Regions from separate parts of the Mus musculus genome. Here region 2 is linked to region 1. The links are chromatin contacts, found by Hi-C or POLR2A ChIA-PET in ENCODE. All regions are on one chromosome and are shown on one strand. Each heading gives the region's core, a stretch centred on a gene start or an enhancer-like site at or near the end of the contact. The rest is flanking DNA. Distances are from core to core; before and after follow the strand shown.

Region 1 (7,942 bases), core at 3,386-5,885:
TAGAGGAACCAAGGATCCTGTAGGTTGTGAGGTTTAGGGTATAAAACAGTAAGTGGCCAAGCCCTAGAACTACTTTCCTTTCCTTCTGGGGCCTTGAACTCTGCTCCCCTGCTCTCAAGGAAGTAGACGTGTTGCCCTCCACTCTCTGGCCTTGCAGTCCTGACATAAAGTGAGACCAGTGCTTGGCTTCTTGAATGGCCTGTCAGGAGGGTGTGGCAGCCTGGCCCTTGGCTCTGTCTTTTGTCCGGCAGTGCTGGTTTGGAATAGCACTTGGCAAATCCTGCACCATCCCTGTGCCAGTACATTCTACAGTGCTAACATCAGGGGCCACAGAGCAGACTGTAACCAAATAGAATCTTCTCCCCCTCCCAGTCTGAAGGCCAGCAAGTCTCAAGTCCAGCAGGTAGCACCTGGCCACAGCTCTCCTTTCGTGCCAGAAAGTGGAAGGAGGAGGGAGGGAGACCTGCGATAAAGCCTTTTATCAGTTCTTGAGAGCAGGGCCCTGGGGCCTAATCACCTCTCAAACCCTGTTGCCCCGGGGATCAGGTTTCCACACTGTGAACTTCAGAGGACCCTGTTCGAACCAGCAGCCACAGCCTTCCTGCTGGAGGCTCAGTTTGAGAAGTGTGAAAGCCCTGGAGGCCATCTTGAGTTGTCCTCATCTGGCGTGCTGCAATCTGTAGTAGGCGTTGCACTGAAAAGCTGTGTCCATAACTGATGAAGATGGCACAGGCATAAACAGGGGTGGAGTGGGCGTGGGGGTGGGTCGGCTGGTGTGGAACAGTACCAGATATTTTTGGAAAGCATGAGTGCGCTTGCAATAAAAATATATGTGGTGATAATCATAAAGGCCCTGGTCTTCAGGGAGGATAAATAACCATAGTTGGTTGAATTTTTTAATTTTTGTTGCTGTGCTAAAACATCATGGCAAGGAAGAAATTAAGAAAGGTTTGCCAGGCAATGGTAGCATAAGCCTTTAATCCCAGCACTTGGGAGGCAGAGGCAGATGGATTTCTGAGTTCGAGGCCAGCCTGGTCTACAAAATGAGTTCCAGGACAGCCAGGGCTACACAGAGAGACCCTGTCTCAAAAACAAAACAAAACAAAACAAAATGGAAGAGTTCACTTTAGCTCACAGTTCCAGAAGGGTAAGAGACCATCATGGTGGGGGCAGGCATGGCAGGAGCAGAAAGAGGAATTCCCCCTTTCTTTTTTGGGGGAGGGGGATTTGGTTTTTTGAGACAGTGTTTTCTGTGCAGTCCTGCCTGTCCTGGAACTTACTCTAGACCAGGCTGGCATCAAACTCAGAAATCCACCTGCCTCTGCCTCCCAAGTGCTGGGATTAAAAGCGTGCGCCACCACTGCCTGGCAAGATATCCTCTCTTTAACCACATTCAGGAAGTAGAGAGTGCAAATGGAAGTGGGCCAAAGCTATAAACTCTCCAAACCAGGGTGAAGTATTTCCTCCTACCTCCTGAGGGAACTCTGGATCTCTAACCTCCCCAAACAGTGCCATCAACCCGGGACCATACTTGAGCCTGTGAGGCACATTTCTTAAACTGCTTAGGCTGCTCAGCCAACATCCCTATCCCTCCTTTCCTTCCTTCCTTTTTTTCTCGTCAGTTTAGGACTTTCTCTGCATTGAGACAATCTTAAGTCCTAGCAGCTGAGATGTCCCTGTGGCTGATGGGTTGTAGTAGAAAAATTTTTGTTAAATTCAATTTCAGTATTATTATTATTACTATTAGTGCGTGCACGAGTGTGTATATGGGTGCTCACGCCATGCATGCCTGTGGAGATCAGAGGACAACTTTGTGGCATCTGTTCTCTCCACCTTAGATTACGTGAGTTCCTGCTGGAAACTGAAGTTGCCAGACAAGGGCCTTTACCTAACCATTGAGCCATTTTGCTGACTCAGTAGAGATCTTTTTAGAAATTCACGTTTGCACTGAACTGGAATTAACCTGGCAGAGGCTGAAGTATCCCTCCCCACTGAGGCCTTGGATCTGATCTTGGACTTGCTTCTAGACAAAAAGGAGTGGCATCCCCTGGAGGAGGGTGGGGCTTGGAGGCCCTGAGGAAGGTGGAGCAGGGGTCTGGAGCTAAGTCTGTTCCCTTTTGTCTTGAGAGAATGGAAGGAGGGTGGGTTTTGTCACGTTCTCCCCTCAACCGGGTTCTCCTGGCCATTAGCTAGCTAGCCTAGGGGCCTCTGCCCGGCCTTCTTTAACTGGAACTAGTGTGATCCCAGTGCAGGTGTGTGACTTGGGAGCCTTGGCTTTATCTGGCCCCACCTCGTACTTCTGTGGGGTCAGGATGAAAGTCACTTCTCAGGCTGAGAGGAACCAGGACCGTGTGTGTGCTTTGGTTTTGGCCTTCTGTTTTCTATGGCTTCCGTCGTAATGAGAGAAGGCCCAGGCATACCTGCCACTCATCCTCCTGCTGCCTCAGCACCTTTGAGTGGTTCTGTCTGGCTGTGGCTGTGGCCCCTCCCTGGGAAGGCAATCTCTGGCTTCCAGGGGACAGCTGAGGGCTATTAATATCCGGGGAACTCCTTTTGATGGATCCCGAGGGAAGGGCTCACAGCTTGCTCCCCCAGTGTGCTTCTGAGTCATGGCCCACTGTTGGAACAGATCTGTCTTTATTTGGTGGAAGCGGCATGTGTTTGAGGGTTTCCATCCTTTTTTAGTCATTTTTAGTGTTCCGCATAAGCTGACAGCCTGCCATGTGCCGCCTTTCTTGTTTGTTTATCGGTTTGGGCTCCTACTGTGAACTGTTGAGCTAAGCAGCAGGCGCAGTTCCTCTCTGCTCTCACCTTTCGCTTGCTCTGCTTCTCCACTTCACACAGGAGGGCTAAGCTCAGCCACCATCCAGAGCTCTAGCCAGGCATATGCATAGCTTAAGACACACCTGAGCTCAGGCCAGGGTCAGTGTGAGGGCATTAGAGAGTGAACTATAGCAACCCAGAGCTACAGGGCCCAGCTCAGCCCTCTCTGTATAGGTAAGAGTTGTCTAAGACCACATATATGAGTTAATAATTCAGCCAGGGATAGGGTTGTAGCTCAGTGATAAAATGCTTACCTCATGGATTTGAAGGCCAGTGTTGGATTCCCGGCAACACACATGCATGCAAAGTGGAAGAGCAGAGCTTATCTGTGCGGCTCCACGTAACGGGGTCGACAGAAGTCTGGCTGTACGGCCTACGTTATGTGGAACTCCCTTGAATACCCCGTTTCTCACCCACTTCCTGTCTGAAAACAGTTGGGCTATTAACCCCTGTTCCTTAGTGTTTCTAAGGCTGTAGTAGTTGTTTATCAGTCTATTGTTAGAGCTGGGAGGGGTGATAGGTGTGTAGCTTATGGTTAGGTTGCTTTCATAGAGTGAGCGCAGGCTTCAGTCTATAGCACTCTCCAGTCAGACAGGACAGATGCCGCTAGCACACGCCTATAATCCCAGCCTTCGGGAGGTGAGGCAGGAGGTCCAGGAGTTCAAGGTCATCATTAACCACATGCAGACCTATCCCAAAAACTAAAAACACAAGCTTGGGAAGGGGCTTCAGTGACCCAGTGGGGTAGTACTCACCTCCAGCTTCTCTGAAGGATGCTTGGGAACAACGCCATTTCCCAGTGAGAGATCAGACAGTTCTCATGATCTAGGATACCAGCATTGCTTGAGACTTGCATCTAAATGGTTCTCTTTAAGAAGATTTTGGTAACTGGAATCTTCTAAGCCGCTCCTGTTTAGCACACAGGACACAGGACAACACCGCAATGGGCCACATGTGGCTTTCTTTGGTCCACCTCTTAGAGACCTGGAGACAGCATCGGCTGAGTCTAGACTTCATATCTCAACTCCAGTCCCTCAGGTTCCTTCCTTCCTTGCCTTGTTTCCTTTCCAGGCATCAGCCTGGACTCTTCCTGAAGCCGCATAAGTCCCTGTGGAAAGTCCCTAAGGTGGCTGCTGCTTAGCTTTGGTTTCTGTGGACATTCAGCCTAAGGAAGGCCAATGTGGCTTTGTTGCCTGGAGCCTCTATCAAGGCAGACTCTACGGTGTGCATCTGACTAGAAATGTGGGGCTCTAGGAAGAACTTTGGGGGTTGTAGCCCTCAGTGCCTTTCTGGGTTCAGTTATCTCTTATTATATAGTTCAGAGTAGGTTCTGCAGAGGCCATCTGACCTGAGCTAGTCCCTGGGGGATGGCGCTACAGCTTCAGGCATCCGCTGGGCCGGTCTGCAGGACTTGGTGAGCTGCACCCTGACTGGAGATGGAACATGTGGAGGTGTTAAAGCTGGAGCTGTGCACCTTCAAACCTGCTTTAAGCTGGGTGACAGACAGTTCCCTGGGAGCTTGCCTTAGGTGAGCACGCTCCGGGCTTGGATGCCATCTGGTGTAACCATGCTCAGTTCTAAGCCTCAACCAAGGGAGGTGGTTCCGAAGCGTCAGGGTCTAATTGGGTCTTTTCTGTGTTAGGCATTTTCAGAGCATCACCCTCTGCTTTGCCCCAGATAACTCTCCTCTGCCCTGATCCCTACTCATCCCTGCTGGTTGATTCTCCAATCTCCCCTCTGTAGAGTACTTGCCATGCCCCCAGCCAGCCAAGAGGTCCTGACTCAGAGCCTGAGCTGACAGACAGTAACACAGCACAGCCAAGAAATCCCTGCCAGCCGCGTGGAGTCGATGCCGTCCAGCAGCTCGTTCCACAGAGGAGCTGACGTTGCTTTGCAGATTTGACTCTGTGTTCAGACCCCGCCATTCACATCCTTTCTCCAGCAACCTTGTCATTCCTTTTGCTAAGGATGCGTAGGTCAGTCTAGTTAAAACACTTAGGATGCTATCCCTTAGTGCATATAGCAGTCACCACTGCTTCTGTTGATCTGAGGATGCTCAGAGGCGGTGCAGACATGGAGTTCTGGCTGCCATAGTTGACTTCAATTCTTGAGATAGGTGTAGACTGACAGCAGAGCCCTGGGGCAGTCCCAGGCATGAAGAGGAAGTATGCTGGCCCATAGAGAATGGGTGAGGTTTCCCTCCCACTTAAACAGTTGCATTGTGGGGAAAGTCCGAAATGTGTTAGTAACAAAACAACTGTGGAGGTTTGAGTGATAAATGTCACACATAGTTTTAGATAGACATTTGGTGCCTGGTGCCCGGTTGATGGTGCTGTTTGGGAAGGTTTAGGAGGCATGTCCTTCCTGGAGGAAGTCACTGGGGTCAGGCTTTGAAAACTTAGACTCAGGCCATTTCTAGTTGGCTCTCTCTGCTCCGTGTTTGTGGCTCACTATATGAGAGCCCCTAGCTGCCTGCTGCAGCCAATACACTTGCTGCCTGCTGCCATGCTGCCTGCTGCCTGCTGCCTGCTGACCTTGATAGACTCGTATCACTCTGAGAGCTGTGTTGGACATGGTGTCTTAGCACAGCAACAGAAGAGTAACACGCACACACAGCAGAGACAGAGAAAAAGAGATTGGCCCTTAGAAAGAGGCCTCTAGAGCATGGCCACAGAACAGTATGATGATTGAGCTGTGTGTACCTCAAAGTTGTGTGTGTGTGTGTGTGTGTGTGTGTGTGTGTGTGTGTATGCGCGGGCACACACGCATGCCTGTGGTTGTACATGCTGCCTCATTGGTTCAGACATGGATTAGCTTTTTAATTATAGCTTTGTCATACGAGAAACAAAGAGAGTAAGGCCAGTCATCGAAGAGCCCATTAAAAATTATGAAGCAGATGGCTTGGGTATTGTCCTCATTTCTCACTGATGAGAAATGAGGCCCTGGAGTGTGGAGAGGCTTGCCCTGGGCCATACCCAGAGAGGGGTGGGGGGGGGGAGGGAGGGAGGGAGGGAGTGTGTGTGTGTGTGTGTGTGTGTGTGTGTGTGTGTGTGTGTGTGAGAGTCAGAGTCTCACTGTGATGTCCTGGCTGACCTGGAACTCACAGAGGTCTATCTGCCTCCCAAGTGCTGGGACTAAAGAAAGGCCTGCACCATCTTGTATGGCCTGAATATCTGCATCGATTTCAGAACTCTGCCCTTCATTTTTCTCTGCACCATTTGGCTTCTGAAATAAAATTCCTGTGGTGACTTCTCTTAGAGGTGGAGATGTGCTGTAGGGAATAGTTCGTTCTCAGGACAGAATGAACTATCCATGCAGTAGGAGCAGAGTGTGGAAAGATAAGCTTGTAACCCTAGCACTTGGGCTGCAGGAAGATGGAGAATTCCAAGCTAGCCTTGTTTATGTAGTAAGACCCAGGAAGGTATAGCAGCCTCAGCGAGAAAGGGAAAGGGGTCTTACTACAGAGCTTGGGCTGGCCTGGAATTCTCCATCTTCCGGGTGGCTCTGCCACACTGTTGGAACTGGCAGGAATATGCATCATAGTCCTGATGCAGTGGAGGGAAGTGGAACCTAGGAGTTTATGTTGAAGTCACTCCCGGGTCAGGAGAACTGTGAATCTGGTAGGACATGAGAAAGCTCCCTGATGCCCTTTTTCTGGTTGCGAGCCGTGATTGGTGGACTCTAGGGAAGCTGCTAGCCTATGGAGTTTACATCCCACCTGCATTTCTAATAGTTTGGGTCCTACACCCCTGAGGACCCAGACTTCAAAGCAAGACCAGCCTGGGGTGCTATGTTATGTGAAAAGAAGTGTTAATGCGTTAATGCAGGTCCTTAGTGTGGTGCATTAAGAGGCACCTGGAGATCTGTGAGGCCAAGGCGGGGAGTAGGGAATATTGCATTAAATAACAGGAAAGGATGAAGTCTGTCATCTTCGGAAGATAGGAATTGTATTATGCTTTGATACTGAGTGGCTGGGGACCTAAGTGCCACCCCTCTCTATGGGCTTGAGGGACAGATTTAAGAGACTGCTGCCTAAGGAATGAAGCGAGTGAGGACCTCAAGACCAGAGTCCAGCATCTGGCTCTTTAGCCCCACCATGGCATGCCCAGTTCACCAGTTAGCCCTGTGTGATGGAATAGCTGTTTGGGTGTTAGGTGTTGGTGGAAGGATGGGTGAGCCATCCCGTCCTTCCGTGGCATGCTCTTGAGACTGACTGGATGGTCCTCGTGGCTTGGACTGTGAAGCCCTGATGTCTTGTTTCAGTCTTACCACTGTGCACTGGTCCCACTGGTCCCCAGATGTGATTGATGCCTTCCTTCATCCTGCCTCCCCAGGATTTGGTGTGCTGTGGTACCAGTGCACAGTGAGGTGCTCAGAAAGGCTGTCCCCTCTCTCACGCTAGGTGCAGAGTTGGCCTTTGTCAAGGAACCAGGGAGGTTGCCTTTTTGCCAGCTTTGTAACAGTCACCCCACTTACACAGATGCATTTATTTGTCTCACTGTGAGAAAAACTGCATCTTTTTGAAGCTATTGTGTTACTGTGCTGTGTGCTATCCATTGGAGAGTCAGGTTCTCTGTCCCAGCTTGCAGCGGACAATAAAATAGTTTATAACTTGCAGGAGCACTCCTGTCTTCCCCAGCACCTTGTTTCATCAAGAAGGAAGCTGTTCCCAGGGGTGTCTAGTTTCCCATCAGCCATTCACCAGGTCCTACACTATTCTTGAGCTGGGAGAACTGGTTTTGTCAAGTGACAGCTTGGTACAGTTTCCTCAGCCAGGAAGATGAGTAGCTAGCAAGTTGCGGCTGACAGAGGAGGCAGGCAGAGCCCCTGGCTGTCTTCTCTTCAACAGTGGGTCCTCTGCACTCCCGAATTCAAGCAGAATGAGGGAGGAGCCCTCCCCTTCCTGGACAGCAGGTTGGAAGCTCAGATCAAAGTCTACTTCAGCAGAAACCAAGCAAGTCACGCTTGGCAGATCAGATGGTGGCCCCCTGAGTTCCTAGCTGGACCTCTGACTGAAAGAGAGACACTTTGCCCTGGGGATGGGGGGAGGTAGGCACTGTAGCTGGGCCTGGAGGGATGACTCACTTGTAAGGAGTAGTTTGTAGGCAGAGAGGCAGAG
Region 2 (7,942 bases), core at 3,651-6,150, 1.7 Mb before region 1:
TGCCACGAGCGTCTGTCTCTCCTCTTGACTGTTGGCATGCACAGCCTTCTCTCAGTGTGGGTACTCTCCTCTCACAGTCTTTTGTTCTGGGAGCTAACCATCTCATTTGTGATTGGCACCCATTTTTCTCATCCCCTTTGTTTCTTAGACGGTTCCTTCTTCTTGAGAAGCCAGCCCTGTGCTGAGGGATGGCCAAGGGGACCTGGGTTGATACTGCAGTCCATGTCCAGGCTACTGTACGTCCGGATGTTTGAGTCCAGTCATGCGTTAAGGAGTGTCTTCTGTGCCATTGACTTTTAGTCAGGGCTGTTCCTCTGTTGTGGAAGACTTTACCCTCGAGGATCAAGGCTCCAAGAGAGGATTTTATCAGGCTTGGGGAAAGGGATGGCTGAGGTAGCTCTGTCTAGAACTCTTTCCCAAATATCCCAGAGGCCTCACCTAGCGCACTTGAGCCTCAGCCAGGTGAACAGCCCCATACAGGCCACATTACATTGCTGTGGGCTGAGGAGACCCTTGCTGACAGACAGTCCTGAATTTAGACTGTGGCTTTGTTCTCTGCTTGCTCCCAGCCTTGGGGACCTGAGTTCAAGTCAGTCCCATGCAGCAGGGTGCGGGGGGGGGGGGGGGATACAGGAGGTAAGTTTGGGGAGGAGTCGTTCAGCACATGAACAGTGCCTGGCACTCACAGGCCCCTCCAGCTTCACCTCCTCCTCGGCCCCTCCCTCCTCTGGCTTCGGGAAGAAGGCTGGGTGGGTACGAGCCTGCCCAGCTGCTGCAGGTGTTGGCCTACCATCTGCTTGGGTCATATCCAGGCCTTCAAAATCTCTGGAAACTGGAGGGTCTCGAGTCTCAGATCAAGTTGCTGCCTGTTGAGACAAGGGGCTCAGTGCATTTGGGACAGGGACTAGGGCCAGGTCACTAAACCCCCAGGCCTATAAATGGCGAGCTTGACTGGCCCTGGCAGGGCCCTGATATGCCTGGGTGCTGGCCCAGTTTTAGGTTCCAACTGGCTCCATGCTTGGAGAGTCTGTTACTACACAGTGTTGGCAGAATCCGGGATGGGACCTGCCTCAGAGCAGGGAGTCCTGGGGTTGGACATGGCTTTCCTTGATCTCAATATGAACTTGGAGGTGGGGGTGGGTGTCAAGATTATTACCCCTTTCCCTAGTTCAAAGCCAAGGTATGAGGCCTGGGTTCTTATCTTAGGTCTCTGAGGTCCAGGACCAGTCCAGGCCGCTTCCCAGGCCCCCTGTTCTCATCAAGGACCCCAGTGGGAATGTCTGGTACGGCTCACTGACTCGGTAGGTGAGTGGTGCCACGTGAACTCCGCCTTTGGCCATCCAGCTTCCCCTTGAATTCCTGGGCAGGTTTTCCTTTGCCCCTTCTCTACCCTGGGAACTTTGAGGAAGTGTCCCGTGTCACAGGGTGGCAACACCGCTGAATCTTTGGTGCTGTAGCCGACAGAACAAGGAGCCTACCAGAGATGGCCAGGTCTTTGTGTTCAGACTCTGTGACCCAGCTGCCTTGCATGGTCAGAGGGCACAGTGCCACAACAGGGGTGATCCCGAGACAGGGAAATTGCCCTGGATTAGCTGGGTGGACCCAGGGCTGTCACAAAGGTCCTGATAAGATGAGGAGGGAGTGCCAAAGAGAGGAGATGAGGCTAGTCAGCGATGTGGCTGGGGGCCAAAGAGTGTGACAGTTTCCAGAACTGGAGAGGCCAGGCCAGAGTGCAGTCCTCCCACCCTGAGAAGGAAGAACAGGCCGACCCACACCATGGAAGGTTCTCTGTTGCTTTTAGTTGTCCTCTGTGGATCCAGTGTGTTTCATTTGTTACGGAAGCCATAGGCTACAAATACAGTACTCATTTACAATGACCATCTCCATCCGGCTGTAGGGTGAGACTGCAACCTCAGAGAGCAGTTTTGGGTCAAGGTCGGAACTCTCTCTGGCCACGTGGATATCAGAGCCAGGCTTCTTGGCTTTCTACCCCATGGCAGACCAGTGGATAAAGGGTAAAGTCACTGCCTGCACCTTGGGACCAAGGTTTGGGCAGTGTGTAGACAATCCTCTGAGGCAGGCAGGGCCAACTCTGCCTCTTGCTCTGTCATGAACCCTCAGGCGCCTCCTGCTGGTGAGGGTGGTGAGGATGTTGGCTGAACTTGGGACCCCATGGCACACCCGCCAGCCAGCTCATGGTTTATACCCCTCCGCCTCTCATGGGACTGTTTACATCGAACCTGTGGCTTAGGGGCTCCCCTGTGCCAGGGTTCCACAGAGAAGCCCAACATCTGACGGTGACAGTCAGGTGAGGGAAATCTATGTCCAAGAGTCCCTGTAAGGTGTGTGGCTTCAGAATCCCCAGGCGCTCCTGGGACCAGGAAGGAGTTTATAGTTGGAGAGGTGCGTTGGCCGCTCAGGAGACAGCTCAGTCACTGGTGTGTAGCCTTTCTGAGTGTGAGTACTCTGCATGCTTGCTGTCTATGTGCAGGGCTGCTTCTGTAAACAGTGGGTGTTGGAAAATCGTGAACCATGGACAATAGAATTCTTCCTCTCAGAGTTCCAGAGCCTCCCTGCTCAAAGCTTACCTTACTCTCCAGGTCAGGATTGTTCTTGCATTCCTGGGGCTCAGAGTACTGCATCCAGGAAGCAGGCTACACTGTGGGTCTCAGTAAGGTCTACTGGTAGCTAGGTTGACAGAAGCCTTCTGTTAGGTCTCCTCATCCTTGGTTTCCCTCCAGTTGAGGGCCCAAAAGATCTCAAGGTGAGATTGCTCTACAGAGTTTAGGTGTGTCAGAGAAGGATAGACCTGAGGCCTTTCTGGCTGGCTGGAACCTATCCTGGAAGGCCCTGTGGCTCCCCCCACCCCCGTTGTGATTCCGCTCTGAAGACCAAAGAGTAGGCTGCATGGGCAGTGCATCCCAGATGCTTGCCACTCCTGGAAGCTGGGTGAGTGAGTCATCTGCTCTGCCAGCGTAGGGTCACCGGAAGAGCCACTTCCGGGCCCCACCGGCTTGTTGGGGTCTTAGGGTTTGATGAGTCAGGTTGCTTCATCTGTGCTGAGACCCACACTCGGGCCTGATTGCCTCCCTTGGATGGGGCACACGGTATGGGCAGGGTCTTCAGGTGGCTGACTTTCAATTAAGGGAATGAACCTCCATCCCATTAAAAAAAAGACACATGGCAGCTTCCAGTTTATCTGGTTCTTTTTCTGCTGCTGTCCAAACAATTCATATGTTTGTGCTGGCTTTAAAATTCTGTTCATATGTTGTCTTTATATCAGGCCATTTCAGTTCCTGGCACTGTTAAACAGGAGGGAAATCCAAATCACAGAGCAGTCGGCAAGGGAACGGGGATTCCACGGAGGCCACAGGCAGGCAGGCGGCTCCAGGCTGAGCCTGGCACTGAAAGTCTGGAAAGGGGGCACTAATGCAGTGTGGTGCCTGCTGGGCATAGCTGTGGGCAGGGAAGGCAAAAACCAAGACCAGCCTCTGGGTCTGGGGCCTCACTGCCTGCAGCCTCATGGGCGCTCATTGGCAGTGTTGGCTGGTGGTGCAGCTGACGAGCCACTGAGGGAAGGGTCCTTGGTGTATGTGGCATTACGGGTGAGCTGCACTTTGCTACGTGAAGACGGGCATTCGCATAGAGGTGACCGCTGGGAAAGCCCAGATGTGGGCGAGGCTTAGGTGACTTAGAGAAGGGAACTATGGGAGTGGGGGTGAGGGAAGAGTCTGGTGTTACCGGCTGTTCAGTACCTTGTAGGCTGCTTTTTCATCTGCTACCAGCCAGGAGTTTAAAGTTTGGGGGTGTAAAGATAGGGCACACCCCTGCTTCCTGAACGGCAGTTGTCAGTCAGGACAGGCTAGGTCAGGCTGCAGGGACACTGCAAGAGAAACACTGAAGGCCTAGCTCAGGCTCTTACAGAGTCCACTGTGGTTCCCTCCGCAGTATCCCCTTAACTGTGCACTGTGGTCACTTTAGACCAGATAATTCTGTCCTGCACATTATGGAGTCTGTCTTTTGGTTGCTTGTGGCACCACTCCCAGTTGGCAGCATCCCCTGCTCTTGTGGATGGCGTTTGGGGGAAACTGGTCTCAAACTCACAGTCCTTCTGCCTCAGCTTTCCAAATGCTGGGTGAGGGTCCACCTGGTAACTACCTTCTTTGCAGACTGGCCCAGGTCAGGAGGACTGGTGAGAGGGTCCAGTGGTCACAGCTGAATGCTGCTTTCTGAAATACATGCTGTATCTGTTCATGTGTCATTACCCAAGGCCAGGACTGTGCCCACGGCAGACCGAGGGAGGGGCCTTAGTGGTACTTAAGAGTCCAGGAAGAGGACTGCTGGTGTGGACAGCCACCATCTTGAACCTGGAGCTGTTCCTCTCCAAAGGAGGGGCCATCTCTGCTCTTTCTGCAAGTGTTTAGCTCCCCAAGGGTGTACTCTCCCTGCAGTTCTGGGGAGGGGTCCAGCTGGAAGACAAGATTATGACTTTGAGTCTGCTCCAAACTGAACACATTTTACCAAGAAAAGTCCCCTAGGCACAGGCTTTTAATAACATTTAAATTATTAAGCTTTACCTTTTATTGTTACTTTCATGGTATTGTTGAAAGTAATGGATTTGCCCATAGCCTGGGCCCTCTGCCCCCAAGGACCCAGATGCTGACCCTGGCCTAGAACCTCAGTTCTGAGTGTCTGCTGTGACCGTGGTGTGGCCCTGCCTTGGGGTCACTTCAGCTTGTCTCTGGGAAGGACTTGGGAGACTGCCTGATGTTTCTTTCTCTCTGTCAAGGACACAATGGAGAAGTCTGCCTTCTCTCCAGCCCCTCCTCCCAGCTGCCCTTGCCCTTGCCCCGAGGCCTTGCTGAGGTCATCGTGTGGTGCTTTTGGATTCATTCTGTGCACACAAGTCCCCATTCTCCTTCTGGACATTGAAGTCCCCAGTCTCCTTCTGGACATTGTTCTCAGTGGAGTTGTGTACGGGACACAGGGTTCTGCCCCTCGAAGCTCTCTTGTGGCCTTGGTGTTGTTTCTCATGGAAATACAAAGCTTCCAGCCCGACTCTGTTTACTGCTGCATGCTGTTCCTTTGGTGGGGTGGCTTGCGGCCTGTCTGTGTCAATTCTGGCAAGTACCTCACTCTGCGCTTCAGCTGCAGCTGCCATCCCAGAGCCCGAAGCTTTCAAACGGTTGTGTGTCTGGATGATGAGGTGGGACGGTAGTCACTTGACAGCCAGCTCCCTGGTTTCTGTCCCCTCTCCCGTCTTTAATGTTCCCCTCTTGTCCCTTGTTTTTAAGGCTCGAGATTTCCTTTCTGAATTTTCTGATTAGGACAGAATTTCAGGAGTCTGCTCTTGGGGGGTCCCTGATGAAGAACCGAAGTGAGCCCTACAGGTTGATTTTTTTTTTTCCCTGAGGTGGAAGGGTTGCTATGGAGCCCCCTCCCCCCCCCCCCCCCCCCACCTACCCGCCTCTTCCCTATTATATGAAGGTGTCAGAGGCTCAAGAACTTTGCCCAGAGGCTGAAGACTTTTCTTGCCTACCTGGGGATCACGCCCAACTATGTCAGGCCAGTCAGTCTGGGAAAACACTCCCCTCCCTCTGAGCACCATCTTGCTTCTCCTTTGAGTAATACAGTAGTGACCAGGACCTTCTCCTTGTGGGGCTGCAGGTTGCGAGTGCCTGTGTAAGGAGAGGGGACTCTCAAAGTCTCTGTTGTCCTCCCTCTTCCTAGAGGTCTGAGCTGGATAAGGTGCCTGGGCCCCCGGGGAGCTCAGCTCTCTGTGAGATAACCGCCAGGCTTCCTCGCTTGCTCTATTGGATGCATCCCATCTGTTTTCAAAGTTAGAGACCCCCCCCCCCATTGCTGTTCAAGATTGGGGTGATTGGAAGCAACTACAGGTGGCTTAGCAGGAGAGAGCCACGTGCTGACATCATCTAGATATCAGCATATTTCCCCCCAGAGGGAAACTGGCCCCTCCAGGTGTGGGTGATGTGTGCCTTTTTGTCACCTGCTTTTTTTTCCCATCTATATGTTGATGTTTAAGAGTGCATCTTTGAGCAGCTAAAGGCTGTGTGACCTGCCTGGGACAGGCCCCCCTCACCTATGGAGCCAGCTTCAGTTTTCTTCTCTCTCCAGTTGGGCTTGGATGACCTGGGGGCAGATGATCCAGGTTCTCAGTGTGCAGAGGCTCCTCATGACTTTGTCCCCTTGCTGTAGGCACGGGTGGCCTGAGGCCTTGCTGGTGTGTGTCTGGCCTGTGCCTTGTGCAGTCATGGGAGCAGGTAGGTATTGCCTGCCATTCCTTCAGGAGGTGCAGGGAGATGAAATGACCCGAGAATCTCCAGTGGTGACAACCGTAGCATTCCCTCATTGGGTTCTTTGGGGCCACGTCCTTTTGGGACATAGGGTTAAAGGGTACGCTAGCCCTTGCTTTCTCCAGTTGACCCAGCTGGTTCTTGTGGCCCTCAGCCTGACTGTCTCCTCTGTCAGCCCCTCTGTTGGTCCTCAGGAAGCTGTTGCCCAGCAGCTAGTTGGCAAACATGTAAGAAGTGATGAGGGTGACCTCAGCTGAGGGGAGATCCTGCCTGCTTCCTGAGGCCTCGGGGATGCAGGCTGACATTTATTGTGCCCTCTGACTGCTGTGCCAGGCTTGGGAGCTAAGCTGCTTTTCCATATTTATAGCTCTACTGGACAGCAGCCCTTTATGAGCAGCTGTTGGCTGGTAGGCACCAGAAGTAGGCCTGGGCACAGTTTTTCATTTTACTCAGTTCCACCGTCTCAGGGTGCCCAAGTGAGTGAGTAAGTTGCAGGGCCCTGATCTTGCTCGGACCCAGCCTTTTCTTTCCAAGCATCTGCCCTTTCTTAGCAAAATATTCATATGGGCCATCTGAGGCTCTGTGGGTCTTGGTTTTGCTATTTCTCCCTGAGCGGCAGTAGTCTATACTTGAGAACTGGAAGAATGGAGGCATAGGATCATGGGTATATTGTGTGAGTGGGTGGGGGAAGGTTGGATGCTGTGTACACACCCTGGAGAGGACTGAGACAGCCCTGCGTGCTGGAGCCCACAGAGATGGTCCTGGCTCCGGCTTTCAGTAAGAAACTCGAGGCAGGTCGACGAGGAATAGAGCAGAGAGCCTTGGTGTGGTATGCTCCAGGAAGCTGTACACAGAACCCATGTGCTTAGACGGGCGTGAGCGAGACCAGGGTGATGGATACATGGTGGGAAGAAAGATGGAGGACACAAAGCCCAGGCTAATCCCACCGTGAGAGAAAACATATTTGTCTTTTTGAGTCTGGCTTATTTCATTTAGCACAGTGAACTTTAGTTCTGTTCACTCCCCTACAAATGCCATGGTCTCTTTTCTCTTCACAGCAGGATAGAATTCCACTGTATACATTTCTCTGTGCAGTCATTCATCTGTTGACAGAGCTGTAGGTTATTGGTCCCATCGCCTGCCTGCTGTGAATGGTGCAGCAGCAAACACGGTGCGCTGATGACTCCTTTAGGGATATGCCTGAGGACTAGGTAAGGGGAGGGAGAGGTGAGGTAGTGAGGGCGGCCGAGTGTGCGTGACGTGGGAACAGAAAGAGCAGACATGAGTGGGTGTAAGGACGTGTGTGCATAGAAATGCCACAGTGAAACTCACTTCTTTGTATGTTAAAAGTTCATAATAGTGGCTGGGTGGTGGTGGTGGGGGGTAGACCTTTAATACCAGAACTCAGGAGGCAGAGGCAGATGGATCTCTTGAGTTCTGAGTTTGAGGCCAGCCTGATCTACAGAGTTAGTTCTAGGATAGTTGGGGCTACACAAAGAAGCCCTGTCTCCAAACAAACAACCATAACAAAAACCACAAAAGCTGTATTGGTCAGACAGAGAAACAGTTAGTGGCAGGTATGGCGGTACACGCCTTTATGCCAGCACTCAGGAGGCAGAGGCAGGGGA

The links. Hi-C counts contacts between places; a loop is a spot of excess contacts on that map. ChIA-PET counts read pairs that join two places held with the same protein, here RNA polymerase II (POLR2A).
Region 2: a loop to region 1 is called in a map of T-helper 17 cell, with 3 times the contacts of the local background. The contact joins two enhancer-like sites. A Hi-C loop is called at or near these places in 1 of 37 maps with a recorded cell type or tissue (T-helper 17 cell). POLR2A ChIA-PET finds 5 or more read pairs at or near these places in 1 of 5 experiments (Patski).

The regions. Positions count from the first base shown.
Region 1 is chr12:101,002,908-101,010,849 of GRCm38, reverse strand. All of the region lies in intron 3 of Ccdc88c (coiled-coil domain containing 88C), which reads left to right. The region is part of intron 4 of Gm36756 (predicted gene, 36756); the gene reads right to left. Among named protein-coding and RNA genes, the nearest start is that of Mir1190, 15 kb to the left of the region's middle. Within about 2 kb of position 4,635, at least 1 of the 3 ENCODE cell types and tissues checked has a DNase peak (open chromatin) inside an H3K27ac peak, as active enhancers do.
Region 2 is chr12:102,675,974-102,683,915 of GRCm38, reverse strand. All of the region lies in intron 1 of Itpk1 (inositol 1,3,4-triphosphate 5/6 kinase), which reads left to right. Among named protein-coding and RNA genes, the nearest start is that of Mir1936, 5.1 kb to the left of the region's middle. Within about 2 kb of position 4,900, at least 1 of the 3 ENCODE cell types and tissues checked has a DNase peak (open chromatin) inside an H3K27ac peak, as active enhancers do.